Linked DNA regions of Mus musculus: region 1 is linked to region 2. The links are chromatin loops, found by intact Hi-C in ENCODE. Cell type or tissue: left cerebral cortex. All regions are shown on one strand. Links, peaks and the distances in the headings refer to the core of each region. The heading gives the core; the rest is flanking DNA.

Region 1 (17,008 bases), core at 6,050-14,049, 200 kb before region 2:
CTTTGTGGTGCACCTCAGGAAAACCCATGCATTGTCGCTGTACCTTTCTCTCTTGAACCCGGATGAGCCACCACGTGAAGGAAAACGCAACACAAACTTAGTTTATCAGAAACAATGATAACTCAATCGCTGGGCGCAGCAACTAAAATCCTAATCTTGTAAGCCTTATTCATCTAAATCCTCTGGTGGCGAATCCTGACAGATTCGCCATTGAAACCTGTAGACACCTGTAGCTACATCTTGTCCTCACGCTATCCCAGTCCAAAAACACCCTCTCTTTTGCCTCCTCCTCTCTTTCCCTCTCCAACCAGGAAGTCCTTCCTACTCGCCCAGTGATTGGCCCCTTTATTCATTAGGGGATTGGTTCACAAGAAGTCACCTGAATACTTGACTCACTCGTTGTTTGCAACCCCTCCCTTGAGAGCAAAATTAGCATCAAAATACAAACAGCAACAGGCCCATCCACAAGAAACTTCAATGACAGAAATAACAGAAGACTAACACCTACTCAATGATAACTTGGTCAAGGAAAAGATATAGAAAGACATTAAAGACTTTCAAGAATTCAACGAAAACAAAGGCACAGCATACCCAAACTTATGGAACACAACGGAAGCAGTGTTAAGAGGAAAATTCGTGGCACTAAATGCTTTCATTAAAAAAAAAAATGGAGGGCTGGCGAGATGGCTCAGTGGGTAAGAGCACCCGACTGCTCTTCCGAAGGTCCAGAGTTCAAATCCCAGCAACCACATGGTGGCTCACAACCATCTGTAATGAGATCTGACTCCCTCTTCTGGTGTCTGAAGACAGTACTTACATATAATAAATAAATAAATCTTTAAAAAAAAAAAATGGAGATATCTTATACCAGTTCCTAATAGGAGAGACCTTTTTTTTATTAGATATTTTCTTTATTTACATTTCAAATGTTATCCCCTTTCCTAGTTTCCTCTCCGAAAATCCCCTATCCCCTCCCCTCTCCCCCTACTCCCCAACCCACCCACTCCTGCTTCCTGGCCCTGGCACTCCCCTGTACTGGGGCATAGAACCTTCACAGGACCTAGGGCCAGGAGAGACCTTTATAACACAGGGGACACCAGTGGGGAAAACTGAAAGGACTTTGTTATGACTTGTGAATGTTCCAGAAATGTCAGTACTTGCAAAAACAAAAGAAAAGAGTTGTTGCACCTCTTTCAGCCTCTTAACTTGGGTGAGCATTGAAAGCAAAGTTGCTTATGCATCCATTAGTCATAGGGCCAGAGCAGCTGCAGAAGCTTACCTGTCTCAAAAGGTGTTTTTCAAAAGTTTACCATGGAGTCTCAGCCATGAGCTCTTTATTTCTTGTCCAGTGTGGGCTTTCCCCATTTCATTACTGCCTTTACAACTGTCTTTGTAAAATGAAGTTCCAACTCCCACTCTCTGGCCCCTGCCCTATATGTGCTGAGGGGTGTTTGGTTGGTTGGTTGGGTTAGGTTTGGCTTGTTTTTTGTTGTGTTTTGTTGTGTTGTGTTTTGTTTTGTTTTTTATGAGAGTGTTATACCTGCATGGTGGAGTATGGATAAATCTTTTCAGTGTCATGACTCTCTTTGCTTCATCACTTAGTCACCAAAATATATTAACATCTCCAGGGCTTAACTGAGATTTGGAGGTAATTTTTGGTTTGGTTTGATTTGGTTTGGTTTGATTTGGTTTGGTTTGGTTTTTCTCACTCTGTAGTGCTGTCATAAAACTCACTCTGTAGACCAGGCTGGCTTTAAAATCACAGAGATCTGCCTGCCTCTGCCTCCCAAGCGCTGGAATTAAAAGTATGTGTTCCTATACCCGCCTTGGGGGTAAATTGCACACACACACACACACACATATATATATATGTATATACATATGTATATAGTCTTTATTTATATTTCAAATGTTATCCCCCTTCCCAGTTTCCCCTCTACCTGCAAATCTCCTATCCCACCTCCTCCCCCCTGCTTCTATGAGGGTATTCCTCCACCCACCCACCCACTCCTGCCTCACCACCCTAGCATTCCCCTACACATAAAACCTCCCCAGGACCAAGGGGCTGCCCTTCCATTGATGCCAGATAAGGCAATCCTCTGCTACATATACATGGAGCCATGGGTCCCTACGTGTGTACTCTTTAGTTGGTGGTTTAGTCCCTGGAAGCTCTGGGGGAATCTGGTGGGTTGATACTGTTTTTCTTCCTGTGGGGTTGTGTGAACCCCTTCAGCTCCTTCAATCCTTCCCCTAACTCCTTCATTGGGGTTCCAGTGCTAGGTCCAATGGTTGGCTGTGAGTATCTGCATCCGTCTTAGTCAGATGCTGGTGGAGCCTCTCAGAGAACAGCCATACTAGGCTCCTGTCAGCAAGCACTTCTTGGCATCCACAATAGCATCTGGGTTTGGTGTCTACAGATGGGATGGATCTCTAGGTAGGATAGACTCTGGATTGCCTTCAATCTCTGCTCCATTCTTTGTCCCTGCATTTCCTTTAGACAGGAACAATTCTGGGTCAATATTTTTGAGATGGATGGGTGACCCCATTCCTCAACCAGGAGCCATGCCTAACCTCTGGATATGGTCTCTACAGGTTCTCCCCTTTGTTGGGTATTTCAGCTTTTATCCCTGTTGGGTCCTGGGAGGCTCTTGCTTTTCTGGCATCTGAAACTTGCTGGTGGCTTCCCCCAGTTCCCCATCTCCCCCACTGGTACACACCTCTGTTCAATTTCCTGACCCTCTGTACTCACCTGGCCCCTGCCCGGTCTCCTACCATACCTGATCCTGTCTCCCTTTTCCCCCTCCCCCTCCTCTCACCTCCCAGGCCCCTCCCTCCCTCCTTCTACATCCTGTGATTATTTTGTTCTTGGGGATAATTTTTTAATCAACATATAATTTTAGCATTGAAGGAGACTTTACAGATGAACGAATCCCACCTTCCCACCTTCCCATTGATCAGAAGAGTTGTCTAGAGAAACTAATGATAGACCCAGGCTTCAGAACCATGAGCATACAAAATCTGTACCATTTGTTCCCCGTCTTGCTCACTCTGATACTGAGACAAGAGCTCACTCTCTGACCCAGAAATTAGATGAATTTTAAGGGATTGGATTTCATTATAGTATCACACACCTTTAATCCCAGAAGGCAGAGGCAGAGGAATCTCTTGAGGGTTTCAGATAAGCCTGGTCTACATAGCAGCTTTTAGGCTAGAAAAAAAAAAAAAACCCATAGTGAGACTTTGTGATGTGGCTTAAAAGAGAATGGTCCCAGGGGCTAGTGAGATGGCTCAGCAGGTAAGAGCACTGACTGCTCTTCTGAAGGTCCTGCATTCAAATCCCAGGAACCACATGGTGGCTCACAACCATCCATAATGAGATCTAATGCCCTCTTCTGGTGCTGTCTGAAAACAGCTACAGTGTACTTATTTATAATAATAAATCAATCTTTGGGCGGAGTTGACCAAAGTGAGTGGGGCTGACCAGAGCAAGCAACAGTCCTAATTCAATTCCCAACAACTAGATGAAGGCTCACAACTATCTGTATAGCTACAGTGTGTACTCATATACATAAAATAAATAAATAAATATTTTTAAAGAGAGAGTGAGAGAGAGAGAGAGAGAGAGAGAGAGAGAATGGTCCCTTTAAGGTCATATATTTGAATCCTTGATCCACAGTTGACAGAACTGTTTCAGAAGGACTAGAGGATATGGCCCCCCTTGAAGGAAATGTATCCCTGAGGGAGAGCTTTGGGGTTCCAAAAGCCCAAGCTCACCATTCTTAGTGACCTTTCTCTCTGCTTCCTATTTGTGGGTTGGGATGTAAGCTCTTAGCTACTGCTCCAGCACCATGCCTACCTGTTTCCTACCCTGCCCCCCACCAAGATGGGCATGGACTCTAACACTCTGAAACTGTAAGCTTTCAACTAAATGCTTCTTTTTGTAAGTTACCATGGTTGCGGTGGTTTGTCACAGCAATAGAAAAATAACTAAAACACCTTGTCTCAAAGAAAAGGAAAGGAAAGGAAGCAAAATGCTCTGTGTTGTATTATTGTCTCCAGTCATAGACTAATGTACGTGTTCTATGCTTCTTTGAAAGAGGACAGGCAGGGGTTACAAAGTTCAGAGCAAGACTGAAGGAACGACCATTCAGAAAGTTCCCCATCTGGGGATCCATACCATAAACAACCACCAAACCCAGACAGTATGACAGATACCAACAAGAGCTTGCTGACAGGAGCCTGATTATAGCTGTCTCCTGAGAGGTTCTGCCAGTAAATGGCAAATACAGAAGTGGATGTTCACAGTCATCCATTAGACAGAGCACAGGATCCCCAAAGAAGGAGCTAGAGCTTTCTCTACGCAAGGAGATGAAGGGCTTTGCAGCCCCCTAGGAGGAACAACAATATGAACTAACCAGTAACCCCAGAGCTCCCTGGGACTAAACCACCAAAGAAAACACACAGAGGGACTCGTGGCTCTAGCTGCATATGTAGCAGAGGATGGCCTAGTTAGTCATCAATGGGAGGAGAGGTTCTTGGTCCTGTGAAGGTTCTATGCCCCAGTATAGGGAAATGCCAGGGCCAGGAAGCGAGAGTAGGTGTTTTGGGGAGCAGGGGGAGGGGGGAGACGATAGGGGATTTTCAGAGGGGAAACTAGGAAAGGGGGTAACATTTGAAATATAAATAAAGAAAATATCTAATAAAAATGAATTAAAATTAAATAGTAGCAAAACAGAAAAAGAAAGAAAGATGACAGGCTAAACGGTGCTGTTAGTCAGGTTATATTAGCCTTTTCAGATGATAAAATACCTGAGGTAAATGGAAAGAATGATTTATATTTGCTGATGGTTTCAAAAGTTTCAGTCCAGGGTCAGCTGACTCTGTTGCTGTGAACCTGTGGGGAGGCAAAGCATGAAGATAGTAGTATAATGTGACACAGAAGGCTGTTTACATCATAGAAGTCAGGGAGCAGAGAGGTAGAGAACAGGCTTGGAAACAAACTATACACACCAAAGGTCGGTGCCCCCAATGAACTATTTCCTTTAACTAGATGTTATCTCCTGATAATCCATTCAGCTATATACTCATGAACAGATTCATCCACTTTAGGAGTTAGTACCCTAATGATGTATCTCTCAATAACACCACCAACACCCCAGCCTGGCTCTCAATTAGGAGGCCATAGAACTGGAGTACTACTCAGCTATTAAAAAGAATGAATTTATGAAATTCCTAGGCAAATGGTTGGACCTGGAGGGCATCATCCTGAGTGAGGTAACACAATCACAAAAGAACTCAAATGACATGTACTGATAAGTGGATATTAGCCCAGAAACTTAGTATACCCGAGATATAAGATACAATTTGCAAAACACATGAAACTGAAGAAGAACGAAGACTAAAGTGTGGACACTTTGCCCCTTCTTAGAACTGGGAACAAAACACCCATGGAAGGAGTTACAGAGACAAAGTTTGGAGCTGAGACAAAAGGATGGACCATCTAGAGACTGCCATATCCAGGGATCCATCCCATAATCAGCCTCCAAACGATGACACCATTGCATACACTAGCAAGATTTTGCTGAAAGGACCCTGATATAGCTGTCTCTTGTGAGACTAGGCCGGGGCCTAGCAAACACATAAGTGGATGCTCACAGTCAGCTATTGGATGGGTCACACGGCCCCCAATGGAGGAGCAAGAGAAAGAAATCAAGGAGCTAAAGGGATCTGCAACCCTATAGGTGGAACAACATTATGAACTAACCAGTACCCCGGAGCTCTTGACTCTAGCTGCATATGTATCAAAAGATGGCCTAGTCAGCCATCAGTGGAAAGAGAGGCCCATTGGACATGCAAACTTTATATGCCCCAGTACAGGGGAACACCAGGGCCAAAAAGTGGGAGTGGGTGGGTAGGGGAGTGGGGGGGAGGGTATGGGGGACTTTTGGGATAGCATTGGAAATGTAATTGAGGAAAATACCTAATAAAAAACATTTTTTAAAAAAGGAGGCCATAGAACTTATTTTGTTTTATGCTTTTGAAACAGGGTCTTTTTCTATAGCTCAGACTTTTCTGGAACTCGCAGTGTAGACCAAACTAGCCTGGAGTGAGTGCTGAATTACTAAAGGTGTGCGCAACAAAAGCTTGTTTTGTAGGGGACACTTTTACATTAGACCACATTAAGATTATTAAATATAATTTCCACCTGTGATATTTTCAACTTGTGATGGGTTTACCAGGATGCGACCTCTTCATTATTTGAGGTATATTCATAAGGCTAAAAAGGCCTTGCCATCTGAGACGGTTTTGAATCCACACAAATACTTGTCTTCCTTACTGTTGTGTGTTTCCTGTTTTGTCTGCCCTCTCAACCCTAAATCAGAAGCTGAGCTTCTATTCCTCCACTTTCTCTAAGCTCATTGACACCCCAGAGCTCCATGTTCACATCTCCACACCTTCCTCCCTACTCAGCTTTCACCCATTTCTGTTGCTCTCTTCCTGCAGATGTTTCCTTCTTGGCCTCCCCTTGCAGAAGCCTGGAGAATTTGTAGGAGTCAGTACGCAAGTCTGGCATACATTTCCTTAAGGCGCTTGAGGAAAAAATGAGGTGACAGACAGGCCAACAGCAACAGCAAGCTTTGAGTGCCCCTTGGTATGGGTTTGCAGAATCACAGGGTGTTAACTGATGACAACTATCCATTCTGCTTCTAAAACAGACTTCTGCTTTCTGATTTCCCAGAGTAGATTGACTAAAGAGTGATCTTACTTCATGTTCATATGGAATCTGTATTTTACATAAAACTGGCAGATATTATAACCAAAGAGAGATTTGGGACAGAAAGAGGATAAGCCTTGTATAGAAGAGGGTGTAAAGCAAAGATCTTTTTATAATTATACAAACTGTAGAATAGATAGTAACAAAAATGGAGCAATAAATAGGTCAAAATACTACCAGTTATCTTGTATCCACTCCCAATTTTTGGAGGCACCATGAGTCCTTGTACCAAATCTGAGAGTTGGTTAATTTAGTTCAATGTAGCTCATCTGGTTTCTTCTGCAATGTCCTCACAGTATTCTCCAATAAATTCCCTGGGTTTCCAGGGACTCCCATAGTCTCTTACTACTTTCCCCCTGAGACCTGTGTTGTTAATCTTGCACTTCCCATGCCCTTCCTCCCCCAAATTTCCCTTACCATGAGACAGGCCCACAATTTTGTCCCTGCTCTTGGTCAGGATTCTGTACATGGCATCTCTTTCTCTGAAACTAGCCTGATCCTTACAAACCTTTCTACTCATACTATTTCATACTGCTTTTTCCTTAACATTTAAAAAGAAAAGATATGGCTAATATCCAATGTACACAAAGAACTCAAGAAACTAGACTCCAGAGAACCAAATAACCCTATTAAAAATGGAGTACAGAGCCAGGGAATATCAAATGGCCAAGAAGCACCTTAAGAAATGATCAACATCCTTAGTCATCAAGGAAATGCAAATCAAACAACCCTGAGATCCCACCTCACACCAGTCAGAATGGCTAAGATAAAAAAATTCAGGTGACAGCAGATGCTGGCGAGGATGTGGAGAAAGAGGGACACTCCTCCATTGTTGGTGGGATTGCAAGCTGGAACAACCACTTTGGAAATCAGTCGGCAGGTCCTCAGAAAATTGGACATAGTACTACCTTAGGACCCAGCTATACCACCCCTGGGCATATAATCCAAAAGATGTTCCAACATAAAACAAGGACACATGCTCCAGTGTATTTACAGCTGCCTTATTTATTTATAATAGCCAGAAGTTGGAAAGAACCCAGATACCCTTCAACAGAGAAATTGATATAGAAAATGTAATACATTTACATAATGCAGTACTACTCAGCTATTAAAAACAATGACTTCATGAAATTCTTAGGCAAATGGATGGAACTAGAAAATATCATCCTGCTGGGCGTGGTGGCACACGCCTTTAATCCCAGCACTCCAGAGGCAGAGGCAGGCAGATTTCTGAGTTCGAGGCCAGCCTGGTCTACAAAATGAGCTCCAGGACAGCCAGGGCTACACAGAGAAACCCTGTCTCGGAAAAAAAAAAAAAAAGAAAATATCATCCTGAGTGAGGTAACAAAGAACACACATGGTATGCTCTCACTGATAAGTGGATATTAGCCCAAAAGCTCTAAATACCCAAGATACAATTCACAGACCACATGAAGTTCAAGAAGAAAGAAAACGAAGTGTGACTACTTCAGTCCTTCTTAACAGTGGGAACAAAATACCCATAGGAGGAAATATGGAGACAAAGTATGGAGCAGAAACAGAAGGAAAGGCCATCCAGAGACTGGCCCACCTGGGGATCCATTCCATATATAGTCACCAAACCCAGACACTATTGCAGATGCCAGGAAGTGACTGGAGCCCGATATAGCTGTCTTCTGAGAGGTTCTGACAGAGCCTGACAAATACAGAGGCTCTGTAGCTAACCATTGGACAGAGCACAGGGTCCCCAGTGGAGGAGTGAAAGAAAGGACTGACGGAGCTGAAGGGGTTTGCAACTCCAAACGAAGAAGAACAATATCAACCAACCAGACCCCACCCCCCAGAGCTCCCAGGGACTAAAGCACCAACCAAAGAGTATACAAATGGAGGGACCCATGGCTCCAGCTGAATATGTAACAGAGGATGGCCTTGTTAGGCATCAATGGGAAGAGAGGCCCTTGGTCCTGTGAAGACTGGATGACCCAGTGTAGGGGAATGCCAGGGCAGGGAGGTGGGACTGGGTGGATGGGAGAACACCCTCACAGAAGCAGAGGAGGGGGAGAAGGGATAGGAGGTTTTCGGAGAGGAAACAGGGAAAAGGGATAACATCTGAAATGTAAATAAAGAAAATAGCCAATAAAAAGAAAAATATTAAAATATTAATTATTAGAAATATTAAGTAATATTAAAAGTATTAAGTAATTTTCAGCTCCTCCGTCTCTTCTGCTAAATAATCACACCTTCATGATGTTTCCTCCAGTGCCTCAAATTCTTGTGTGTTTAGAACTAAATAAAAAATAATCTTGGGCTCCTAAAGAAGGAGCTAGAGAAAGTACCCAAGGAACTAAAGGGGTCTGCAACCCTATAGGAGGAACAACATTATGAACTAACCAGTACCCCATAGAACTGTGTCTCTAGTTGCATATGTAGCATAGGATGGCCTAGTCTGCCATCAATGGAAGGAGAGGCCCTTGGTCTTACGAAGATCATATGCCCCAGTACAGGGGAATGCCAGGGCTAGGAAGTGGGAGTGGGTGGGTTGGGGAGCAGGGAGGGGGAGGGTATAGGGACTTTGGGGATAGCATTTGAAATGTAAATGAAGAAAATACCTAATAAAAAATGAAAAAAATAATCTCATTTGTCATAAGTTTCCAAGCATTAAAAAAGAAAAAAAAAAAAACATTCTTTGAAAATTTAAAAGGGGGTATTTTTGTTATGTAGGCAGTGACTATGTTTGTGACACAAACTCTTATTTGAAATGGACTCATAAAAGGAAGGTCACTCCAGGGCCAAAGCAGCTAAAGGATGACATTGTATTTCTGTGATTGCTTTTCTTGTTTCTTACATTGTATTATAATAAAAAATCATCTGGGATGACATGTTGTTTAGATAGTATTCAGCTGAGACTTGTGTTTTTAGAATCTTCCTCATTTCTAAAGTAATTCAAGTTCAGAGCATATGAAAGTGTCTTTGTTCATCTAACAGACACAACCCACAGATATACATGATTCAAATATCTGGATTATTTCCTAAGGGGAAGGGACCTTAAGAACATCCTCTTGTGTGTTTAAAATATGTGCAAATGTTTTCCTGGTAGGTGGAAACAGAAATCAAAGGATTGTCAAGAAAAATATGAAACTAGGTGTGGTGGTACACACCCTTAATTCCAGTATTTAGGAGACAGAAGTGGTGAAATTTCTGTGAGTTCTAGGTTAGACTGGTCTACATAGTGATTTATAGGCCAACCAGAACTACATACTGAGACCCAATCTCAAAAGTGTGTGTGTGTGTGTGTGTGTGTGTGTGTGTGTGTGTGTGTGTGTGTGTGTATACATCCTCTCTCCAATCCCTTGGGTAACTATGATTGCTAATCTTGTTTATCAGTTTGACTATATCTGGAATCAACTAAAAACCCAAATAGCTGTACAAATGTTTTCTTGATTAGATCATTTTGAGTTGAGAAGACCCACCCCAAATCTGGGGCCACACCTTCTGGCAGCCCACATAAATGGACATGGAAGAAGGAAGTTCTTCTACACACACACACATGGAAGAAGGAAGTTCTACACACACATATATACACATATATATCAGAATAAAGTGATCCTGTTACCTGTTACATCTTTTTATTTCATCTCTGTGCTCAACCCAAGGAGTCATTATAGAGCACACCCACTGCTTGTTTTAAGTCTGGTGGACATGAGTATAATACAGTCATTTCTGTTGGATTTATGCTCCCAAGGAGTTACCCCACCCTTATGAATGGTAGTTATTTGTGGAGATGCCACTCTTGTGGTAGCATCCAAGCAAAGTGGTTCTCAGTCTAAGCAATCCACCTTTAGGATTGAGTAATGAATGATCTGGCAAGATGTCCAGTGCAGCCAAAGATGTTGAGTTGTATAGCTGGTGTCTACACTCTAGATGGCAGTCTTACCTCACCTTTCCATTGTAACTGAAAATGGTTCTCCACTGTGAGAACTGCCCTTTAATAATCATGTTCTACTGGTTGGATAGCCATTATTGCACCAGTAGTATTGAGTTTTGTCATGGCATAAAGTAGACATAGTCAGCTGCCCTTAATACCTAAATTCAGCTTGACATTTTCAATGTGAAGTCTTCACAAAGAATAATCTGTATGCAGCTCTTCATGAACAGTTTTCCTTCCTGCCTCACCAAAAAAAATCCCTTACACCTCTCTCCTGTTTAGTACCAGCTTTCCCATTGGTCCATTTTCCATGTGAGCTGAGCTAATGACTGTCACTTGGCTTGCTTTCTTAGGATATCATAATGTATAATGGCCTCTCCACGGAATTCACATCCATGATAGGTATTGTGATGTCCAATGTAGTGCAGACATGGCAGTAGGACTTCTGAGAAAAGCTCTCACAGCAAAAACACCATACAATAGCAGCCACAATAATTCTAGCATAAAATTTTGTTTTTCTAGAACCACTTCAGTACCATAATCTATGTTAGTCAAGGTTCTCTAAGGCAACAAAATTAATAGGATGGAGTGTGTATGCGTACATGTGTACACATACCCGCAAGCCTGTCTGATGTGTATGGGGATTTATTAAGGTGGTTTATAGGATGTGGTCCAACAATGACTATCTCCTGATGGAAAGGCCAAAGCATCAGTGGTTGTTCAGTTGATGAGACAGGGGTCTCAGCAGTCTCAATCTGATGCTGAAGTCTTAGGGAAGTCCTAGAGAGCTGCTTGTCTTCAGTATATATTGGAACCTCAAAGAAGTGGGTTCTAATAACAACAAAGGAATGCCTTAAGAACAAAATACATGAAGTTGCCAATGAGAGTGAGGGAAAATAACAAAACTTCCTTCTTCCATGTCCATTTATGTGGGCTGCCAGAAGGTGTGGCCCCAGATTTGGGGTGGGTCTTCTCAACTCAAAATGATCTAATCAAGAAAACATTTGTACAGCTATTTGGGTTTTTAGTTGATTCCAGATATAGTCAAATTGACAATCAAGATTAGCAATCATAGTTACCCAAGGGATTGGAGAGAGGATCCTGTAGATAAGAGCACTGACTATTCTTCCAGAAGACCCAGGTTCAATTCCCAGTATGCACATGGCATCTTATAACTGCCTATAATTCTAAACCTAGGGTGATCCAATGTCCTCTCCTGTCAACATGTGGGCACCAGGCACCAATGCAGTATATAGACATACAAGTGGACATGCATCCATACCCATAAAAATAATAAGCAATGTTAAAACATTGTTATCCAACATAAATGAAAATCTATCAAAAGGGAAACTAGAAGAAACAGAGAGGGGAATAGAAGTGCAAGATGAAGGAATGACAGGAAGTGAGGAGGAACAACTAACACTTAAGGTAAAACCATATTGAAACCTACTACTGTAGAGACTTAATAAAATATATACATATATGAGAGGGATCTAAATGGAGACACCAAATAATAGTGGAGAGATTGCCCTAACAAGACTCTTAGGCCACCAAATAAACTTTCCAATGTCAAAGATAGGTTACATCTTATTGAGTTGTTGTCCAAAGGATCCTTTGAAAACCCCCAACATTATAGGCTATTGCCAAGGCTATTGGTTACTATCTACAACCTAATAGTAAGGCCCTATTGATGAAGACAAAACTTACATATGCTATCAAAACAGAGAAGTTGAACTGGTGCCTAACTAGGAGCTTCACTCCTACTAACTAGCAGTCATGTGCTGGAGAAAGGCCATAATCAGAATCTGCAAGCTACAAAACCTGCAAGCTATATGACCTGCCTTCACTATATACTGGTACAATTCTAGCACAAATGTTTAGGTTCAGTTTGTTCTTCTCGCTTAATATTATTGTTGACTTTGAACAAGGATCCTATTAGGGTTTTAATAAAATCCTAGTTAGGGTTTTATTGTTGTGAAGGAACAATATGACCCAGGAAACTCTTATAAAGGAAAACATTTCATTGGGGCTGGCTTACAATCTCAGAGATTTAGTCCATTATCACTGTGACTGGAAGCATGGCAGCATGCAGGCAGACATGGTGCTAGAGAAGGAGCTGAGAGTTCTACATCTCCACCCAAAAGCAGCCATAGGAGGCGTTTTCCACACTGGGTGGAGCTTGAGCACTAGGAGAACTCAAAGCCCACTCCCACGAAGACACACTCCATCAAAGCCATTCCTACTCCAACAAGGCCACACCTTCTAATAGTGCCACTCCCCATGGGAGCAAGCATTCAAACACATGGGGGCCAAATCTATTCAAACTACCACATATCATAATACATTTTATTACTCTAAACCTCCATATAGAACGTTCTCTTACAGCTTGGTGATGGGAAAAGAAAAATCTCCAAATGGAGTTTGTCAATACAGGAAGCAGCACACTGGTATGTAGGTTTTCTGCATTAATTTTTATCCACTGAGCAATTTTAGTCAAAGACTCTTTTTCCTACCCTGGCTCCACCTGTTGTCACGTGATAAACCACTGCTTCCTATTGTAGAGGACAGAATTCTCTGAGACATGAAACAGGAACAAACATCACTGAAACTCATATTGCTAACTTAAGAGTTGAACTAACCAATAACCCCCCAGTACTGTTGTGTCTAGCTGCATATGGAGCAGAGGATGGCCTATTCGGCCATCAATGGGAGAAGAGGCCCTTGGTCTTTCGAAGATCATATGCCCCAGTACAGGGGAATGCCAGGGCCAGGAAGTGGGAGTGGGTGGGTTGGGGAGCAGGGTTGGGGGAGGGTATAGGGGACTTTGGGGATAGCATTTGAAATGTAAATGAAGAAAATATCTAATAAAAAAATAAAAGAGTTGATTTTCTCAATCTATACTTTGGATTTGGGGATTATGAATGTCTGGGGATTGTCAAAAATATTCATTTCTTCATAGTTTCCTTTGGGAAAATACCCAAAAGACATACAGATATTCTCTTAGTTGGTGTTCTATTGCTGTGAAGAGACACCATGGCCATGGCAACTTCTATAAAAGAAAGCATTTAATTGGGGCTTGTTTGCAGTTTCAGTCTATTATCATCACAGTGGGAAGCACAGTAGTAGGCAGGCAGACAAGGCACTGGAAAAATAGCCAACAGTTCTACATCCAAATCCACAGGCAACAGAAAGACAGAAAATCTGGTCTTAGAATGGGCTTTTTGAAACCTCAAAACCACCTGCAGTGGCACATTTCCTCCAACAAGGCCACATCTCCTAATCCTTTTGAATAATTCCACTCCCTGGTGATCAAGTATTCAAATCTATGAGCCTATGGGGGCCATTTCTATTCAAACCACCACCTTTCACTCACTGGCTCCCATAGGCTTATAACCATATCATAATGAAAAATGCAACATCAAAACATCAAAAGTCCATCATTAAAAGTCGAAAGTTCAGTCTTCTCTGAGACTCAAGGCTATCACTTAATAGTAACCCCTGTAAAATCAAAATCCAAAAGCAGATTGCATACTTCTAACATACAATGGCACAGAATATACTTTACCATTAAAAAAGGAATGAAAGGGAGCATGGTGAGGAAATACTGAACCCAAGTTGGGAAAACTCCAAACTCTGTATCTCAATAAATAATATCAAAGTGCTCTTCAGATCTCCCTGACACATGCCTAGCCTCAGTAGCTTTTCTTAGCCACTATGGTGGCTTAAATAGGGATGCACACAATAGGCTCATAGATTTGAATACTTGGTCACCAGGTAGTGACACCATTTGAAGACAATAAATAAGGATCAGTCCTTAAGTATGACCCAGGTAAAACGTAACTAATTTTTTCTACCCTCCTTATAATTTATCTCACAGAATGACCCAATCCTCAGGTCAGTCAATGGGGTATGCAAGAGAGAGAGTGGTAACTGAGGAGCAAGAGACTTGAAGAATGGAGACAACACAGACTATCAAGGATCAAGTCTCAAGTCTTGAGTCTCAATTATTGAAAGGCAGCTATGGGTATGTATGTACTCACTGGGGAGTGCAGCTGGAGACACTTAGCCACCGGTCCAGGATGTATAGGAGAAAAACAAGATGCTATCAGAGTGTATGCAGCTGTGGTGGGCTTCTTGAAAAAACATCATGCTAGGAAAACAAGTCTCTCATCGGGGTGGAAAAGTACCACCTGTAAGTAAATAGCCTGAGATGGCTGCAGAGATGATAGTCGCTTTCTGCTAAGATTCGGTTCTCAACAGCAGCAAACTAATTTTTTTTAAAATAATGAATCATTTTTAAATAAGTAAATAAGGCTTTGTGTGCATCTCAAGGTTTCCATCTTTCTTAGTCAGGGTTTCTATTCCTACACAAAACACCATGACCAAGAAGCAAGCTGGGGAGGAAAGGGCTTATTCAGATTATACCTCCACATTACTGTTCATCATCAAAGGAAGTCAGGACTGGAACTCAAGCAGGTCAGGAAGCAGGAGCTGATGCAGAGGCCATGGAGGGATGTTATTTACTGGCTTGCTTCCCCTGGCTTGCTCAGCCTGCTCTCTTATAGAACCAAGACTACCAGCCCAGGGATGGCACCATCCACAATGGGCACTCCCACACTTGATCACTAATTGAGAAAATGCTTTACAACTGGATCTCATGGGGGCATTTCCTCAACAGAGGCTCCTTCTCTGTGATAACTCCAGTTTGTGTCAAGTTGATACACAAAACCATCCAGTACACCATCACTGAATAAGATGATCTTTGTCTACGTTATGTCATAACTTGATGATGACCTGTATTTTAAATAAAGAGTGAAAGAATAGACTAGAAGATAGGGCCTCTTCTCTTGACTTTCCTGAGATCACAGAAAGACCTAGAAAGTAGGCCATATCTGTGAGGCTGTGGATCAGGGGCAATAGGTAGGTTTCAGTTTGTGGTTGAGTAAGGTGTTACTCAGAGAGAGATGTCTAGTGCTTTGTTATTGTGTCAAGAGATGTGTGTAGGCTCTGGCACCTAAACACTTAGCAGAATAAGTTGTGTGGCATCTCCAGTGTTACTTTGATCACAGTAAATTTTCCTTAATAAGTGAATATCAAATTCCCTGCCCCTGAGAATGTGTTAATTTGGGGATATAGTTTTGGAGGGGTCCAGATAAACCACATCTTTGTCCCCCAATAAAAATTTATCTTTTGCCTTTAATCCCAGCACTCAGGAGGCAGAGGCAGAGGTAGGTGGATTTCTGAGTTCGAGGTCAGCCTGGTCTACAAAGTGAATTCCAGGACAGCCAGGGAAACCCTGTCTCGAAAAGCAAAACAACCAAAAAAATTTTTATATTTATACACAATCATTTATCAAAGTTAGCCTATTACTGGGGTATGGCTTACATTTGACAAGTTCCACATTGTTATGGAATGGTGATGGGTGGTTGGAACATGACTCAGACAGTCTCTGGGTGTCTACAATCAAGCTGAAGGTTTGGCTGTACCCCCTAGGTGAATCTAAGCCAAATCAGAATTATACATGTTGGATTCAAGGGATGAAAGGCCAAAACAAAAAGGTTCAGTGTGCACAAGAGGAAGCCTAAGGAAAACCGCACATTTCCTTGGCCTCCCAGATAGCCGTGGACAGGAACTTCATACTGGCCACAAGAATCTCTGCAGGAGAATGTAGCACACAACCCAGTCCACAGCTGTTTCTGGAGCAGCCAGTATTTGCATACCATCATTTGCCTTGGTGCCACACAGCAGGTGCTTTATCTTTGAGATCAAGGGGTGGTTCATTGTAATGCTATTGTCAAAAATTGTTTACAGCTCCTGAAATATCGTAAGGAACTTTAACTTCAACTTTGAAAGCTGTGTAATTACACAACAGTCCTTCATGGGTTTTTTTCCCCTTGGGTTTGAAGTAACCACACAGCCATTCCTGGCACATTCAGGATGCTGCCTGTAGAGGACCAAAGGGTTCAGTTCTCACACTACTCAACATCCTACGACCTTATATTCTGTCTACTAAAGATTAGATCATGGAGCCAAGTGACTTGTACTTTGTCAAATGTAAAGATCTGCTTTGTACTTGTTTGGTTTTTTTCTCTCTCTTTTCAAACTTTTCATTCCACATTTTCTCTTGATTCCTTTGCTTGTTGAATGCAAAAAAGTGTCTCACCCATAATTTACTGGCTTCTTCAGATTTTTACTATCTATGCCAGCCAGGTGTAGTTTGTCAATATTTTAAGCAACACTGACCCGCCTATCTGCTCCTCTAGGCCCCTACTCCTCATGCTCTTAAAGAGAAAAATTACCTTGTGCGTCATAGCTCATTTGTTTCAAAA
Region 2 (17,008 bases), core at 4,176-12,175:
TTGGCCAGAAATGTAATCAATTCATTTTCCATATATATATTATATATAATGAATGATGGTGTGTGTATACTGATTCAGGTGAAAGTTCAGAAAGAACTAAGCTTTATGGCTAGGAGTGGCACTAATAGGAGTTTTGCAACAAAAACAGCTGTTAAACTAGGTATTGTTCCCTAAACTATCCACTATGCTGCTTAAGATACTTTGGTGAAACTTCAAACTAGAAGCTTCTGTGAACGTCTGTATACTACAAATAGAAAATGGCACTTCTTTGAGTCTTGTTTTTTTGCTCTGGTAAGTTTAGTAGTTTTGTTGAAGTTTGTTTTCTAAACAGTCTTTAATCTCCTGAGCAATAACACAAGTGTGCCTGGCCTCCTAAATGGCTCATGAGAACCTAAGTGGTTTGTTTTTCTTGGTGATATCAGGGAAATTGGGGTCCCCTTATAATAAAAGAATTAAGAATGGACTCAAACATAAGCTTGAGGACAATTTCATTAGAGTTTAAAAGAACCCCAGGGTAGGCAAGCTGTAAACTTAAGCAGCTTTGCAGAAGGGAGAGAGTGGAGGAGAGAAAGAAGAAGCAACACTGATTGAGTTAAGCCAGTATAGAGGTTCAACCATATGGTGGGGAACAGAGCTTTATAGAAAGAATGAAAAGAGGGGTGGGATGTAGCTTAGTTGGTTTCTGCCTAAAAAGAATGAAAAAGTCAAAAGTATTAGGGAAAGTATATTTAGGCATTGGCCAGCATTGAAAAGAAAAGACAAACAGCAAAAGAAAAAGTTAAACCTTTCTAAGTCAGGCCGACGCTTGTAGGGACTACACTGGGGAGCAGGAATTCAGGGAAGCAAAAGTACATTATCTAATTAAAAAGCTATTCTTTCTATCATTTTTAGCAGGATTTGAAGATGAACCCACCCTCTTGAGGGATGGTTCCTTAGCTAGGTCAATAACCTGTCTAGGAATGTTAAATCTCTGCACAGGCCAGAGATTTCATCCTCTCTACCAGAGGAAATAATTTCCTCTGAGCCTTTATTGCTGCTATGTCATTAGGATATCAGTTTCTAGCTCCATTGCTAGTGGAGTTTAACTACTTCTATTTGCAGGGATACAGGGCAGCAGAGAGGCATTGGTTCTGCTCTATTCTGGAACATGTTAACCCAGGAAGGGACCTTCCCCTCCCATCTCCCCAGGACACAACAGGGTTATCCACAAGACAGGGCACTGACATGATAGCCCTGCAGATCCCACCTGTAACACTGATATTATATATCATGTGCAGGTTGTAACAAGTGCAGAACCTCAAGTACTCTAGGTATGAAACAGGGATGGGTTCCTCTTCTCAATGACTAGGATATATCCTCTCAATGCTACTTATATATGTGCTGTGCTTGTCTGAGTCAGTAGCAAAGTTTTCTTGGTAGTATGCTCTACCCCTACCCCCACTCCCACCAACCAACCTCTGAGTCAAACTTAGGGCTTTGACACGTTAGGCGAGCATTCAACCACTGAGCTATATACTCTATCCCTCAAAAATCAACTGATTGTTCTTGAAACAACTCACTTTGTAGCCTAGGCTTGCTTTTAACTAGGTGCATTCCTTTCACTTTGGCCTCCCAAATACAGGGATTATATGAAACACCATGCCCAGCCCAGAAGTCAATCTTAGATTGAGAATTGCTCTTTTCCTTAAATCAGAGGTTCGTTTTTCTCCTTGGGCTTTGTTTGGTGTAGTATGTTGGCAGAGGCACTACACTCTGAGTTGTTTTAAGTTTGCTGGTAGTTAATGCATAGGCTTTAATAATGGCATAGACAATTATACATCCACACCAGCTTCTATCTGTGTGTCATGGGCAGGCCTATGTGTATATGTGCATGTTCATGTGATATGATAGTATAAGGGAAAACTCTGTAACTCATAGCTGCTTCCAATAAGCAGTTGTCTTTCTCATTTTGCATGTCTAATTTTAAGGTTTTTATGATTGAATTGATTCTTGGCACATCTTAGAAAGGCCCTGTGTATATGAGCATTTCCCATAAGTCATGTAAAAATATTACAACTTGAAGTAAATAGTCCCAAATATATGTGGATCTGACAATTTTCACAAAAACATGATTTTTCTTTTTAAGAGAGGGTATTTATTTTAGGTATTTATTTTATTTTAGGGGGTTATTAAAGAAATGTAGTTGATATATATACGTGTGTGTGTGTATGTGTGTGTGTGTGTGTGTGTGTGTGTGTACCAGGTTTGTGTATATGTGTCATTAATGCCTCATATATTCCTTATATAACATGTTTCACATATAGCCTAACATTTAACATATGTTACAGATCACAAGTGGCAGTGAGCACAGGTGTTAAAAAAATATGTAGTCCTTAAAGTGATCCAAGAGAAAAGATCCTAATTGGAATTTTTGCCTAATTTTTATTCCATCATCTTCTAGACAAGCTGATGCCCTGTGTTAGGAAGTTAGTCTGAGAACACTGCAGGAGCTACTGAAACAACTCAAAGGCCAATCCCATATTGCCTGAATTGTCCCACTCCAAGAAAGACCCAGAGCTCCCTCCTGTGGAGCTCTAATCTAATCTGTGGAGCCTGGACTAATCTGGGACTCTACCTCGAGAGTATACATACTCAGAGGAGTACACACTGGTGACTCGGGACCCCAAGTCCAGGATTCCCCCTTCACCCCCTGCCTGCTCAGAAACACACTTTGTGGCTAATGAGCATGACCCTGTACCCTAAAGAGGCCTTGATTGCCTAATCTTGAGCCCAGGAAGTACTAGGGCCTAGACAGTACATCTTCACCTGTGGCTTTACTTGTGGCTGTCCACAAGTCCTTACCAACATCATTTACTGAGTCCGTGGATGTATATATGTGATTTGACTGTCCCTCTCTCACAGCTCCTCTGTGCTCAGCAGTGCCCAGCCGCAAGACAGCCAGCATGTGAATGAAGACACAACTTTCCCTCAACCAGAAACCCAGCTCTCTTCCAAGTGTCAACACCTACAGACGTCAGCCATGGAAACTTCTCGCTCCCCTTCGCCTCAGTTTGCCCCACAGAAGCTGACAGATAAACCTCCCCTGCTTATCCATGAAGACAACTCAGCAAGGTATTGTCTTATGACAGCATGCTCTGTATATATCCCATGCAGGCTTCGAGTGTTTGTTGCTGGAGCATTGCTGCAGCTTCAAGCACTGGGGTAAAACTCAGTCACGGAAAATTGTGTGGAGGATGAACACAGCTCAATCGACCAGTTGTGATTTAGTGACATCAGGATCCCCTTTGAACTTAATGCATTTCATTTGCCTTACACTCTGATACATGCCAACTATGCATGTTTTGCCAATGATCAAAATCAGGTTTAGCCTAAGTATAAGATCTTTAAGTAAAGTTGAGTAATGTCCAGTATTTTCATAGTCTTTAAAATACTCCTTCACAAGCTGGGTGTGGTGGTGCACGCCTTTAATCCCAGCACTTGGGAGGCAGAGGCAGGCAGATTTCTGAGTTCAAGGCCAGCCTGGTCTACAAAGTGAGTTCCAGGACAGCCAGGACTATACAGAGAAACCCTGTCTCAAAAAAACAAAACAAAACAAAAAATACTCCTTCACTCTTTTAGTTTTTATTTGCTTTTTGAGACAGGCTCTTGATGTATAGTCTAGGTTGGTCTTGAACCCACTATGTAGCCTAGGCTGTCTATGTAACTTGACCTTTCTTTGAACTCCTTATCCTATTGCCTCTAACCTCCAAAGTGCTAAGATGGCCAAGGACTCAAGGAGCTATATCCTTAGCTTCTCAGCCTAACCCCTTTAAACTCTGGAATAACCCAGATAAAAGGCCGAGTGCCATGGGTTACCTCTTTTCAAGTTATTGGTCAGTGAGGTCTCATAGACCCTAACCATAATAGGTTATTGTCATTGCTCTCAGTTACCTTCCAGAACTTCATGCCTATTGCCTATTGTAGAAGACACCACATACTTGAGTCGTAAAACATGGAGAAAAGAAGTTGGTAACGACATTAAAGCTTTATTCCCACTAGCTAAGCATTTCATAGTATAAGAAGGTGTTATGGATGATACTAGGGGAGTAATTAATAGCCTTACCCAGCTTTGAACTCTGGGAACTATAATAATGAACTGACAAGATATGCCTACTCATGCAATAGTGACAGAAATTTTAAGGAAGGTTTTAAGACTTGTTTCACAAAACAGAACTTAATGTCTCCTACTGTTAACAGTGCATAGACTGTAAGAGAGAACTGCTATCATTCTGCTATGTGGATTTAGCATTAAACCCTCCCTTAAGTGTTTGTATCTCTTAACCCTCATCAGAAAAGTTTCTTTTGTAATAGATAGCAATTAACACAGTGATCTACAACTTTTAAACATGCAGAAAATATGAAACTTCTAAGTTTTCAACCCTAAATGCAACATCAGTGTTACACGTCCTCTTCCCAAAGTTCATTGATCATTGTGGAAGAGTAGCAGAGGTAGTAAATGACTGTAGTGAAACTGATTTCCAGACAGGACAGGGCAGTTGTGCACGTGAGCTCACAGTGCCTTTGACTGCATGCACAAGATCAAGCCATACAAATCCCAGCATAAATGGAAGCACAAAGTCCCATCCCCTATCTAAGAAGCTGTTGGCAATCAGTAGCTACTGGGAGAGGGAGAGTCAGTTTTCTTTCAAGATGTGGCCCCTGAAAGGCTCCCCATGCTCCAATAGATAGTCCTGCACTTATGCACATACTAACAGCACTAAGTGAACTCAGTGGTTTTAAAAGACAAAACAAAACATAAAAGTGAGAAGGAATAGTGGAGGAATGTGGGGTGGATTTGATGAAAACATAAGTAGGTATGAAATTATCAAACAATAAAGATTAAGTTTAGAAAGGACATCAGTTATGTTGTTTTTGCATCTCTCTCTTAGTTAGGTTCCTACTGCTATGCTATATACCATGACCAATAGCAACTTGGGGATGAAAGGGTCACTTTCCTCTCACAATTTACAGTTCACCCACCATTAAAGGAAGTATGAGCAGAAACTGAAGCAAGAGACCTTGGAGGGAGAACCACTACTATTGGCTTGCTCCCCACAGTGTACTCAGCATGCTTTATTATACAACCCAGGGCCTCCTGCCAAAGTGGGAGGGGCCCCCCACATCAATCATTAATCATGAAAATGATTTAGACTTAGGCCAATCTGATGGAGGCATTTTCCAGTTGAGGTTCCCTCTTCCCAGAGGACTCTAGCTTGTGTGATGTTAACAAAAATACCAACCAGCACAGTCTCCAGTGACTGTGTTAAATCCACAGTTTTATGTGTGTGCCTCAGCTGTGTTAGTCATTTTTCAATTGGTAGCACTGTTAGGGATCTGGAGAGAAAAGCTCTAGTCTGGTAGTTTCTACTTTAATAGAACCCCACAGGCTAAGTAGCTTAGAAACAACAGACATGGCTTGCTCCTTCCTGTTTCTAGAGACTAGAAGACCAAGGTCAAGAAGGTGTGGCAGATTCAGAAAAGTGCTTCATAGATGACACCTTCTTGTGTGCTCACATGGTAGAGGAGGCAGGAAGTTCTCTACTGTTCTTTAATAAAGACACTCATACTATTCATGAGGCTCAATTTTCAGGACATCTGGAGGAAAGACTGACAGATCTGTATGAGCTTGGTCTAAATAGTGAGAGCCTATCTCAAAAAAAAATCAACCTAAGAATTTGGGTACATATACTTGGTTTTTTTTTCATACCAGTAGGAAATGCAATAAGATGACGTGTGTGGTAGACAAACTGTATACCATTTTCTCATGCCAGTCAGCTCAGGGTACTCTAGCTTCTCAAGTCACTAGAGCTACAGTGAGCACAATGGGCTTCATGGTGAAACAGTGTGTGAGTCTAGGAAATGGCTTTTTGTCCCAGTGAATACTGGCTGGTGCACCCTCTCCCTCTCCCTCTCCCTCCCCCCTTCTTTGACTTCGTTTGCTATTTATGACAGACTGGCCGGAAATTCAGCAATCCTCCTGCCTCAGCTTCCCTAGTGCTAGGATTACAGGCATGAGTTACTATGCCTAGCTAGAAACTTATAGTTTTTAAACTATGTTTGCCCTGGGTGAGTCACTGAGACTAATACAGAACAAGTAAGTTCTCAGTATACTGCATGGTATCCCTCACAGGGTGGCTTTAGGTGTCAGTATGTGGGAGACACATGGAACACATGGCAAAGCCCCAGAGTGGAACCCATGGGTAGAGGTGCTCAGCAATAATTCTAAACACAGCAACTCTGAATATGTATTCTAGGGAGAAGGAGGAACACCCAGGTACCTGCTGATATGCAACAGCCTACTTTTAAGTTTGTGGTGATTCTGTCCACTGATGATTTTTCCTACAAAGGGCGAATTAATAAATGGTACTTGATGCATTTGTATTGCCCTCAGAATAAAAACAAGAAATCAAAGAGTATTTTATAGCCATAGCTCATGCGATAGAGCATTTGTCTTCCCAATGCAAGCCCTTTGGGAATTCAATGCCTATTTTCATAAGAAAACAAAAATGAGTGTTAAACAGTTCTTATGTCATTCAGGATCTCTTTGTCTTTGTCCAGGTGTGTGACAGAGTTTGAGTTGGACTGCTAGGCATCCAGAGACCGTGAGGGGTCAGATGAGGACACTTTCCATCCTCTGCTATCTTTCTATTTGGCTGGTTGACAGTGGGTCTTTGTGTTGGGATCCCTGTGTGGGTCGTGGGTGGAAATCTGTACATGTCAAGATTTCAGAGGACAGCCCTTATCTTTGCAGAATCGAGCGGGTGATGGACAACAACACCACTGTGAAGATGGTGCCCATAAAAATTGTGCACTCAGAAAGCCAGCCCGAGAAGGAGAGTCGTCAGAGTCTCGCGTGCCCAGCTGAGCTGCCCCCACTGCCCAGTGGGCTGGAGAGGGACCAGATCAAGACACTGAGTACATCAGAGCAATGCTACTCCCGCTTCTGTGTGTACACACGACAGGAGGTGGAAGCTCCTCATAGAGCCCGCCCTCCAGAGCCCCGGCCACCCAGCACGCCTGCACCTCCTGTCAGAGATAGCTGTTCCTCCCCTCCCTCACTCAACTATGGGAAGGCCAAGGAGAAAACCATGGATGACTTGAAGTCTGAAGAATTAGCCAGGGAGATTGTGGGAAAGGACAAGTCTTTGGCTGACATCCTGGACCCCAGTGTGAAGATCAAAACTACCATGGATCTGATGGAGGGAATTTTTCCCAAAGATGAGTACCTCCTAGAGGAAGCTCAGCAGCGGAGAAAGCTGCTCCCCAAAGTCCCCTTACCCAGAGTCACAGAGGACAAGTAAGTAGATGGCACACACCATAGCTGCTTGTTTCTCAGTCCCTATCTCATAGGCTTAGAAGTGAAAGAAGGGACTCAGGGGGTGTATCTATAATCATGATTGCTTCTGCGGACAGGTGATGGTTTTCCTTGGGGTCCTCAACCTTAGCACTGTTTGGTAAGGTTTAAAATTACCATACCTGGATCTAGCAGAGGCAAGATGATGCCCACTGCAGCAAATGTCCTTAGCTTACAGCTAAATCCTTTCCAGTTTTGTCTATCACTCTGGAGAATGGGGCACTCCTGCCATCTAGTGGAAAGACAGTAGGTACTACTAAAGATCTTATAGTGTGTGAAATAGCCCATCTACTAATATGAAGCTAACTGTCCACCCCATTACCTGTCTTATGTCCATCATCTAATCTCTGTATTTAATATGCATATGATGTGCCTGTCCATCCATTTGTTTTTGAAGTAGGGTCCCTCTAAGAAGCTTGGGCTCCCTTAAACTTGATCCTGCTACCTCAGCTTCCTGAATGCTAGATTTATAGGATCTACCACCATACCTACCTATCTCCCTCCCACACACTTCTTGGTAATGTTGAAATAGAACCTAGGTCCTCTTATATACTAGGTAAATTTGTCATCACTAAGTTACAAGTCACACCCATTTTATTTTGTTTTGAGACAAGTTAACTGGACTGGCTTTGAACTCAAAAAATCTTCCTGCCTTAGATTCCTAACAGCTGATGTTGCACGTATGTGCTACCACACTTGGCTATTTATCTTAGGTTGGTCTCTACAGCTATCATGTAATCTTTCCATATATTTAATCTGTATCTCTTTTTGTCTGCCTGCCTTTCACCTACTTTTGAAGCACATTACAAAGTCTGCCTCTAGTTGAACAGCATTTTCTCTCATTAGAGATGTTTCTGTGTGTTTAAGTTTCAGTTACCTAGGGGCTGAGGATGCAACTCAGAGGTAAAGTATTTACCTAGAATGCGCACGGCCTTGAATGTAATACAAATCACTGATGGGATAAGAAAAACAGTTTTGCTTCCACAGAAGGCATGTGACCATGTGACAGTGTCTAAAGACATTTTTCTTTGCTATATCTGGGGGCATGGAGTTGGTATCTAGTATGTAGAACCCAGAGGTTGTTTTCAAGATTCAGCAGAGCATAGGATAGCCCAACACATGCATAAGCATGCGCGCGCGTGCACGCGCGCGCGCACACACACACACACACATGTTTTTAAAAATTAAGACCCTATAGCCTGGATTGGGGATATAGCTAGGTATGAGAGTACTTGCCCAATATGGCAAGGTCCACAGTTTCTAAATTACTACTAAAAAACAATGGCAGAAATGAATAACAGTCTGTGAATCTTATATTAGTAGAAAAAGTTTTTTTATTTTGTTTTTGAAAACATTTTGGGCTTAGTCTTCTTTTCTCATTTCCCTGGTTCTTGTCCTTCTCTCCGTGCCATTTGTTACAACCTAGGTACTAAGTTCAAAGAGTGGGCATGTGTCACAGCTGATTAAAATTTTGGCCTCTTCACCCAGGAAACAGGACCCAGGTATGCCAGGGGTTGTGTCCTTGGCCACCAATTCTACCTATTACAGCACATCAGCCCCCAAAGCAGAGCTTCTTATCAAGATGAAGGACCTGCAGGAGCCTGAAGAGTATTCAGCAGGTGACTTGGATCATGACCTTTCTGTTAAGAAGGTAAGAAAGAGAAGTACAAGTCTGATGCCAGTTCAGTAGCTCCAACTCACAGCTATTAAGGTAGCTGAGGGAAGAGAATCATTTAAGGCCAGAAGTTCTGGACCAGCCTGGGAGAAATTGCAAGATCTGCCTTTATACAAACAAAATTCCTTGCCTTCTGAGCATGGTGACTAATGCCTATAATCCCAGCACTGAGAAGGCTGAGGCAGGAGAGTGAGTCAGACAGTTGATGCTGCGGGGTAAGTTCAAAGCCAGCCTGGGCTTCACAGTGAGATCCTTCTTCAAAAACTAAAGTAACCCTTCCCTCAAAATTATATGCTGGGCCATTGAAAGGTACTAGGACCACTCACCTCAGCAGATACCTTCCACAGCATCTCTGAGGGCATTTGTGCTTGCTTTTCATGGAAGGCATTGGCATGAATAAGCTGTTCATGCTTAATTGTATTCTAAGCCTTCTACAAAACCCTTGTAGGCAGACTAGAGAAAGGAGCTCTCTGTAAGGGTCCCCGTGTTCTCAGGAATTATGTAAGGCCACCACCAACAATACCACCACCACCAACAACAAAAAGATGTCTAACATAGGCTTGGTAAACCTTACTGTTCTGCCTACTTTTGGAAATAGGTTTTTTGAAACATAGCCACATCCATTTGTTTAAATATTGACTGTCACTGACCATGTAACAACCTACAAGGAGTAAAATAGCTCCTCTCTAGCCCCTCATGGGAAAAGTTTGCCAGCCCTTGTTATTCTACATCAGGTATTGGACAGTTGGAACAGGGTGAGTGAATAGAGAGAGAGAGAACTGCCTGATTGTAGAGACCCAGATCAGTGCCAGAGCTCAAGCCCCATAAGTGAGTGCTGTGTGAGGGAAAAGTGAAGCAGGCGTAGATGCCCTATGGGAAGAGCTTGGTGGTCTTGGGGAGAAGCAGCAGAAGGTAAGGCTTCAGCTTTGGGAACTAAGAAAGAAGGTTGGAGATTAATTCAGGATCACCTTATGTGGCACCCATGACAGTCACTGCAAGGACAGTGTTATCTCTACTGCTACCAACCTGGTAATTTGAAAGATAGCATAGATTGATCTTAATTACCTTAGAAATGTTAGGGAGGGAATACCATGAACTATTTATACATTAAAAACATCATTTCAGTGGATTCTGGGAATTAAATATGGAGATGGGTGTTTGGTCTCACAAGAGACTTTGAATTATATTATTATGTATTTTATTCTAGTTGCATGTTCGTATTTTAAAAAACAACATCTTCAATTTTTGTCCTCATAGAACAAGTCATAGAATTTGAAGCATTTTAATTTAGGCCACACTGTACATACACTTTCCTTACAGTTAGGCCTTGTTATTTCATATTGTAGTGCATTTAGAAGTGCATACCCTGGCCAAGGACATAGCCCATTGGGAGAATGCTTACCCAGCTTGTATTAGGCCCTGGGTTCTTTCTCTAACACTCTACCCTACAAAGTATATCTAAATATTTTAAAATTAAGGTATGGTAGCACATATCTATAATCCTAGCATTCAGAAGGAAGAGGGAAGAGGGTTAGCACAAGTTCAGGGTCAGTCTGAGATACATAGCCAGCTTGTACACCATCCAGAACTACATAGCAAGTCCATTTCAGAAATGTCATCCCAGCCGCGGGGGGGGGGGGGGGGGGGGGGAGGGGGGGGGTGCACGCCTTTAATCCCAGCACTTGGGAGGCAGAGGCAGGTGGATTTCTGAGTTCAAGGCCAGCCTGGCCTACAAAGTAAGTTCCAGGACAGCCAGGGCTATACAGAGAAATCCTGTCTGGTAAAACAAACAAACAAACAAAAGCAAGAAAAAATGCCACCCCCAAAAACAATTTAAAAGTGATCTCACCCCCCTTTGTCTGTATAGTGTCTGTATTTGCTCTGAGAGGCACCAGGAGCTAGGATACTGTGTCATTAGAAGCAACTACTTTGGGTCTCAGGGAATCAAAGTTTGAACATTTTTTATTTTATTTACTTTTTTTTGGACATAGACTCATGTTATATAGCTCAGACTGACCTATAACTTGTTATGGAATCCAGGCTGGCCTCTAACTTGTCCTCCTGCTTCAGTCTCCTGGGTTCTGAGATTTCATACCTGCAACAACACACTCAGCCAGACTTACATTTTTAGATAGTAAAGATTAATTTGGCGGTTTATCCACCCCATTTTTGGGATGAAAGTACTCTACCCATAAATTGCATCCCAATCTTCCTTTTAATTAAAACAAAAAAGTGTGTGTGCATGAGGGGTGGGGTTCTTTGTGTGTGCTATACACATTTGTATTTGTTATATTTACTTTAGTTTTTGAGAGAGAATCTTGCTACATAGCCTTGTCTGGCCTGGTACTTCATATGTAGCCCAGGCTGGTCTTACAGCCTTCCTTCCTCAGCCACTTCAGTGTTAGACAGGCATGAACAACTATATCCAACTCCACATTTTATTTTACTTTTGCTCTTTGAAAATCAATGCTTGATGGCTAGAGAGATGGCTCTTGGGTAGAATGCTTACTATGGAAGCATGAATATTGGAGTTCAGAACACACATAAATATATAATGAATGTGTCACTCTGCCTGTAATCCCAGTGCTTAGGAGACAAAGACAGCGACTCTACAGAGCAAGCTGGCTAGCTAAAATAGCCAATTCATCAATTCATCATTGTCTAGTTTCAAGTGAGAGGCCCTGCTTCAATATACCATGACAATCAAGAGCGACACTCATGTCAACCTCTGGCTTTCACACACATACATGTACATCATATACACATACAGTGAAGTCAGGGTACACCCATCATCCTAGCATTGAGGTTGAAGCAAGAGGACCATAGATTGTAGGCCACTCCGGACTATACAGAAAGACTATCTCAACAACAGTAACAATAAAACACCAGAAACAAAATTAGTGCTTTAAGGTTAGGGATATAGCTCAGTGACAGAGTACATACCTAACATGTAAGAGGTCCTGAGTTTCATTCCTAAGACTACACACAAAAATAAAAATAATAATAAATAAAACTTATTCTTTTCTTTTTTTCTAGTGTAATTTTTTAAAATAAATTTTAAAGTAAGATGATTCAGTATGGCATGTGTATCCATGTGGATCATTATACTTTTCTTTTTTCTTTATTAGATATTTTCTTCATTTACATTTCAAATGCTATCTTCAAAGTCCCCTATACCCTCCCCCGCCCTGCTCCCCAACCCACCCACCCCCGCTTCCTGGCCCTGGCGTTCCCCTGTACTGGGACACATAAAGTCATCAGACTGGCAACAAGCACCCTTATCTGCTGACTTACCTCTTTGGCTCATATAAACAAGGAAGCTTATATTTAACCAGGAGGTCTTCTCATGGTTTTACAAAACCCCCCATTATTTGATGATGCAAAGACTAACACACCCAATCTGGCTGAATTCTGCCTAGGCTGTATGTAATTTGTCTACACTTTGGGCAACAGCTTGGGGTCATCCTAACAAATATCTCCATGCCTCTCTGTGCCCTACAGCAAGAGCTCATTGACAGTATCAGCCGCAAGCTGCAGGTGCTCCGGGAAGCACGTGAGAGCCTGCTGGAAGACATCCAAGCCAACAATGCTCTTGGGGATGAGGTGGAAGCCATTGTGAAAGATGTCTGCAAGCCCAATGAGTTTGACAAGTTCCGGATGTTCATTGGAGACCTGGACAAAGTGGTGAACCTCCTGCTGTCACTGTCAGGACGCCTGGCCCGTGTGGAAAATGCCCTTAATAATTTAGATGACAATCCTTCTCCTGGAGATCGGGTACATGCAAACACATCTGTCTGGGAAATGGGAAGTGTTGAGAATCCTTCAGAGTGGCTGTCCTTAAGATGCTAAGAAAGTCAGCTCTTAGAAGCATCGTATTATCTGTGCATGGCCTGTGTACTCTCTAGAGCATGGTGCCCTGATACATCTGGGGTCCATTCTCTTGGTTTCCTTTCAAATGACAGAACAAGATAAGTAGATGCAGGGAGTCAGGGGCATTATAAGCATGTACCACCATGTGTATCCTCAGTTTTCTTGTACTCAAAAGAAGAGAAGTGTCTTCCTTTCTGGTTTTATTTCATAGATTGTATTTTAGTCAAAGTCTACATTCTTTGCATAGTATGGAAAAGAAGGCACAGACAGAGACAGGAAACTGAGAAGGAGCCTACGAGTAGCTTTTGGGAGGGGTAAGGAAGGAAGAACTGTAGAGAAGCTAGCCACAGTTACATGTAGACTACATCCTAGTCATTCCTATGGGCATCCCATGTGGCTTCAAGATTTCCAAGTCTCCAAACCCTGCAGGGCCTCTCAGTGGTTAGCCAGCCTCTACTTTAGTCCTGCCTCGACTGAACTTTCTGTCTCCCTTCCCCTTAATAGCAGTCACTGTTGGAGAAACAGAGAGTCCTAACTCAGCAGCACGAGGATGCCAAGGAGCTTAAAGAGAACCTGGACCGCCGTGAGCGCATTGTGTTCGACATCCTGGCTACCTACCTCAGCGAGGAGAACCTGGCTGACTATGAGCACTTCGTGAAGATGAAGTCAGCTCTCATCATTGAGCAGCGAGAGCTGGAAGATAAAATCCACCTGGGTGAAGAGCAGCTCAAGTGTTTGTTTGACAGCCTACAGCCTGAGAGAAGCAAATGAGAGGCACATTCCTACAGAAGGTGGACACCAAGCCCTGGAGATTAATGCCTGAGACTATAAGAGTGAACCCAAGCCTATTTGCCCATCTCTGGAGAGACATACTCTGGAGCCACGAGGCTAGTAAAAAAGCAATAATGTCCTGCTAGTATGTGATGATTTATTTATGATTTTCATTTCTGTTGGTTTGCTGAACATAGTTTCATATCACATGTGATTTCACAGAATGCCAGGCTTTGCTAAACAACAAGGGTTCTCTAGCCCTCCTTTGCAGCAGTGGCACCAATGTTCCTCCCTCGTGTAGATGCCAAATACAGTCCTACAGTGCATGAGAGGAAAGACCCTTGTGATTTAGCCAGACACGGGCTGCTGTGTGTTCTGTCCTTGTTCATTTAACAATGTGAGCATTCCTCATTCTGTCATGGTGACATTCTCTGACTCAGTAAAAATCAGTGATGATATTTATTCATGTGTGGAAAACATGAACAGTTTCCTAGTAGTTAAAGACTAACTATAAAATGAACAATCTACATATTGGATCCATTCATTCCAAGATTAAAATTATCACATAACTTGTGTGCATGTTTTGAAATACCCTAAACAGATATCTAGTATCCTTCTTGTCACATCTTAAATACTTTCTAGCCAAGTGATTTTAATTGGATAAAAGTGTGTCTACTAATAATGTTATTGCTTGCTTTTTATTTCCTGAGACCAATGGAATATTTTGAAGTTTCCTTCCCTGGAACACTAATTTGTGTATATGATCTTTAATGATAATCAGTGGTTTATCTCTTTTTATGTCTGTTACCATGGGCCACATGCCACATGCCACATACCTTAAGACTTAAGACTCCATCTAGTGGTCAGAGGTCCTGTGGAGTGACTAGTGCTTACATTTGAAACAGAGTTTTGTCCTTAACAGTTCAAATGGCAAGATGACAAATAGAGTGTTATTCATGAAAGCTACACTGTCATTCTGTTGGTTTCCAGTTGACAGGACAGATTGGGAAAAGACATTTTTAAATCATGTGTCTGACTTGTTGCTCATTTTGTTTTTGTTATTATTTGTTTGTTTTAGAAGAGTCTAACCCAGATTGGCTTCAAACTCCCTATGTAGTCCAATGACCTTGAACTCCTGATCCTCCTGCCTCCACATCCTGAGTTCTGGGTTTAGCAGCATATCCCACTTCATGACTTCATACATCTATCTGATAAAGGATTTGTATAAAGAACTTCCAACATCCAATAGTAGGAATTGTTTGAAAAAAAAAAAGTGGGCAAAAGACTTGACTAGACCCTTCACCAAAGAGGATATATGTATGGCAGATAAACACATGGGAAATGTTCAGCTACCAATGGCGTGTATAACTTGCTTATGTTAAATGTGTGTAGATTTGGTGTTGTTCAAAAGGTGTTTCTGTAACTAAGTGCATGGTAAGTGATGAGCAAGTCTCTTGGTGACTTGGTATTTAGGCATCACTAGTCTTTGTTCTACCAAGGGATTATTTAATTCGTATGTTCCCCTGAGACTGCAGCATATACGAAGATTTCCCTCTCTTAGCAGTAGCCACACCTTTTCCAAAATACACATGCACATTTACATCCATGTGTATGTGCACGTGTTCACACTCCCACACACAGTTGTCTTAAAGGACCAGAATCCATGCTTCTTGAGCCAGAGGAACAGACGTTGACAGCAGAAGCTCTGGTGAAGATGATACAGTGTCCTCCATACAGCTGAGTCAAGATTGGCGAGATTTTATATGCAGACCATGGATGACATGGTTGACATCCTATCACTGTCAGTCAGAAGAAAATCTTTGCAAAAGTGTTGATTCCTGTTAAATGAAACTATTCTACCTTTTGAAGTTCCTGATCTGCCACTGCAGCCTCTTTCTCCTTCCACTTGGTCATCCTTTGCTGTGAATGTGGGTCATGTCAGAAAACACGATATTGGCTCTCCACAAACTATCCAAGGTGTTGCAGACTATTTTGTTTTTAATTTACACCAAGCTATTTACCTGTGGTTCTTTAATCCCAAATACAGTGTTGTGAACATTTTAATGATATGTGTGTAACATGTGAGTAATGGAATTTTGTTTGTCTGTAACCTGCTTTTTCATGTTGCTTCAAGCTTGTCTGTTATGGGAAACAATATGTAGTGCTCTAGCATGCTTGTAATGAAACACATAACAATTATGACCTTCTTATCCATCCCCTGCTTGCCTGTTCCATGTCTGATTAGCAGGGACCCAAGAATTCCAGAGAGTCCATGTACATATGTCTATGACTTGTGATATTACTGCATAAGAAACAATCTGGTGCTAATGGTTGGTCCTTGGCATGCATAGGCATGGGCATGGGCACAGCTATGGAACTCTCTGTAAATATACTGACCTTGCTTGTGGTCAGCTTTTGTGGCTTTACCCTGAACTCTGCCCTGGCAAATATGCACATTCATGCTTGATGCTTACCACTTATCAACAGATCCTCTTGCTTGACTTTAACAAAATAAATAGTGTCTCTTCAGATGAAAGTAGAATGTCTTTATTTCCTACTGTATAGCTTTGTAAAAAGAATAAAAATACCAGTGCTGGGCATGTAGCCCATGGGGAAGGGTTTGAACATGGTGTTCTGACTTCAAATAGTAGCATTTCTCCTCCAGAAAATAGCCTAAGCCAGGCACTGTGGGGAACACCTGCAATCCTGGTCCTTAGAGTGGTGCACAGCTGGACCCACAGCACAGTTTTTCCTTCTATATACGGGTGCCAAACACATCCTTAAAGGGGCATAGTAGATAAAATTCTTGTGATTTAGCTTGATTCAGGCTGCTATGTATTTTGTCCTTTCTAAGTCAACAGTGTGACTTCTTATCACACATGTCATAATTGTGTGACCCAACAAAAATCAGTGGTAATAATGTTTAGAAATATAAATGGTTTCCTTGTAGTTAAAAACAAACTAAAATAAACAGCATACATGTTGAGTGTACTCAATCAAAAATTAAAATCTTAAATGCATTAACATACCTACTACAATGCTATTTTTTAATGACATTGTCCTTTGTACTACCACTTTCCGAGCAGCCTTTCTGATCTTTGTAGTCTCATGGCCATGGCCTGTCCATTCTGCTGCTCTCTTGCAATCTGGCTTAACTCCCACAGGTTTCTTTTTCACCTTACTGGGCACATGAAGGTAGAAACATAAGGTTCTTTTGGGGCTTGTAGCAGGAAAAGTGGGTCTGGAATACATAGTTAATCTGTTGAATGTGATGTTTGCTGACCACAAAATACCTTGTC

What was found. Peaks named below come from ENCODE experiments on the same cell type or tissue, not always from the same donor. Only the 100,000 strongest peaks of a DNase experiment are listed, where the experiment ranks them.
Region 1: a loop joins it to region 2, with 4 times the contacts of the local background. A loop is called at or near these places in 26 of 42 quality-filtered maps.

Annotation. Positions count from the first base shown.
Region 1 is chrX:152,812,869-152,829,876 of GRCm38, reverse strand. No RefSeq gene overlaps it. Among named protein-coding and RNA genes, the nearest start is that of Gpr143, 39 kb to the right of the region's middle. In left cerebral cortex, for the core only: a CTCF peak has its summit at 10,671; DNase peaks (open chromatin) are centred at 10,648 and 13,787.
Region 2 is chrX:152,609,229-152,626,236 of GRCm38, reverse strand. Shroom2 (shroom family member 2) reads left to right here. Exons shown (of 10, transcript NM_001290684.1): 6 at 2,920-3,111; 7 at 6,791-7,336; 8 at 8,882-9,044; 9 at 12,570-12,842; 10 at 13,443-16,728. The coding sequence ends at 13,709. Among named protein-coding and RNA genes, the nearest start is that of Cldn34a, 54 kb to the right of the region's middle. In left cerebral cortex, for the core only: a CTCF peak has its summit at 7,620 (motif pointing left); DNase peaks (open chromatin) are centred at 5,185, 7,374 and 7,601.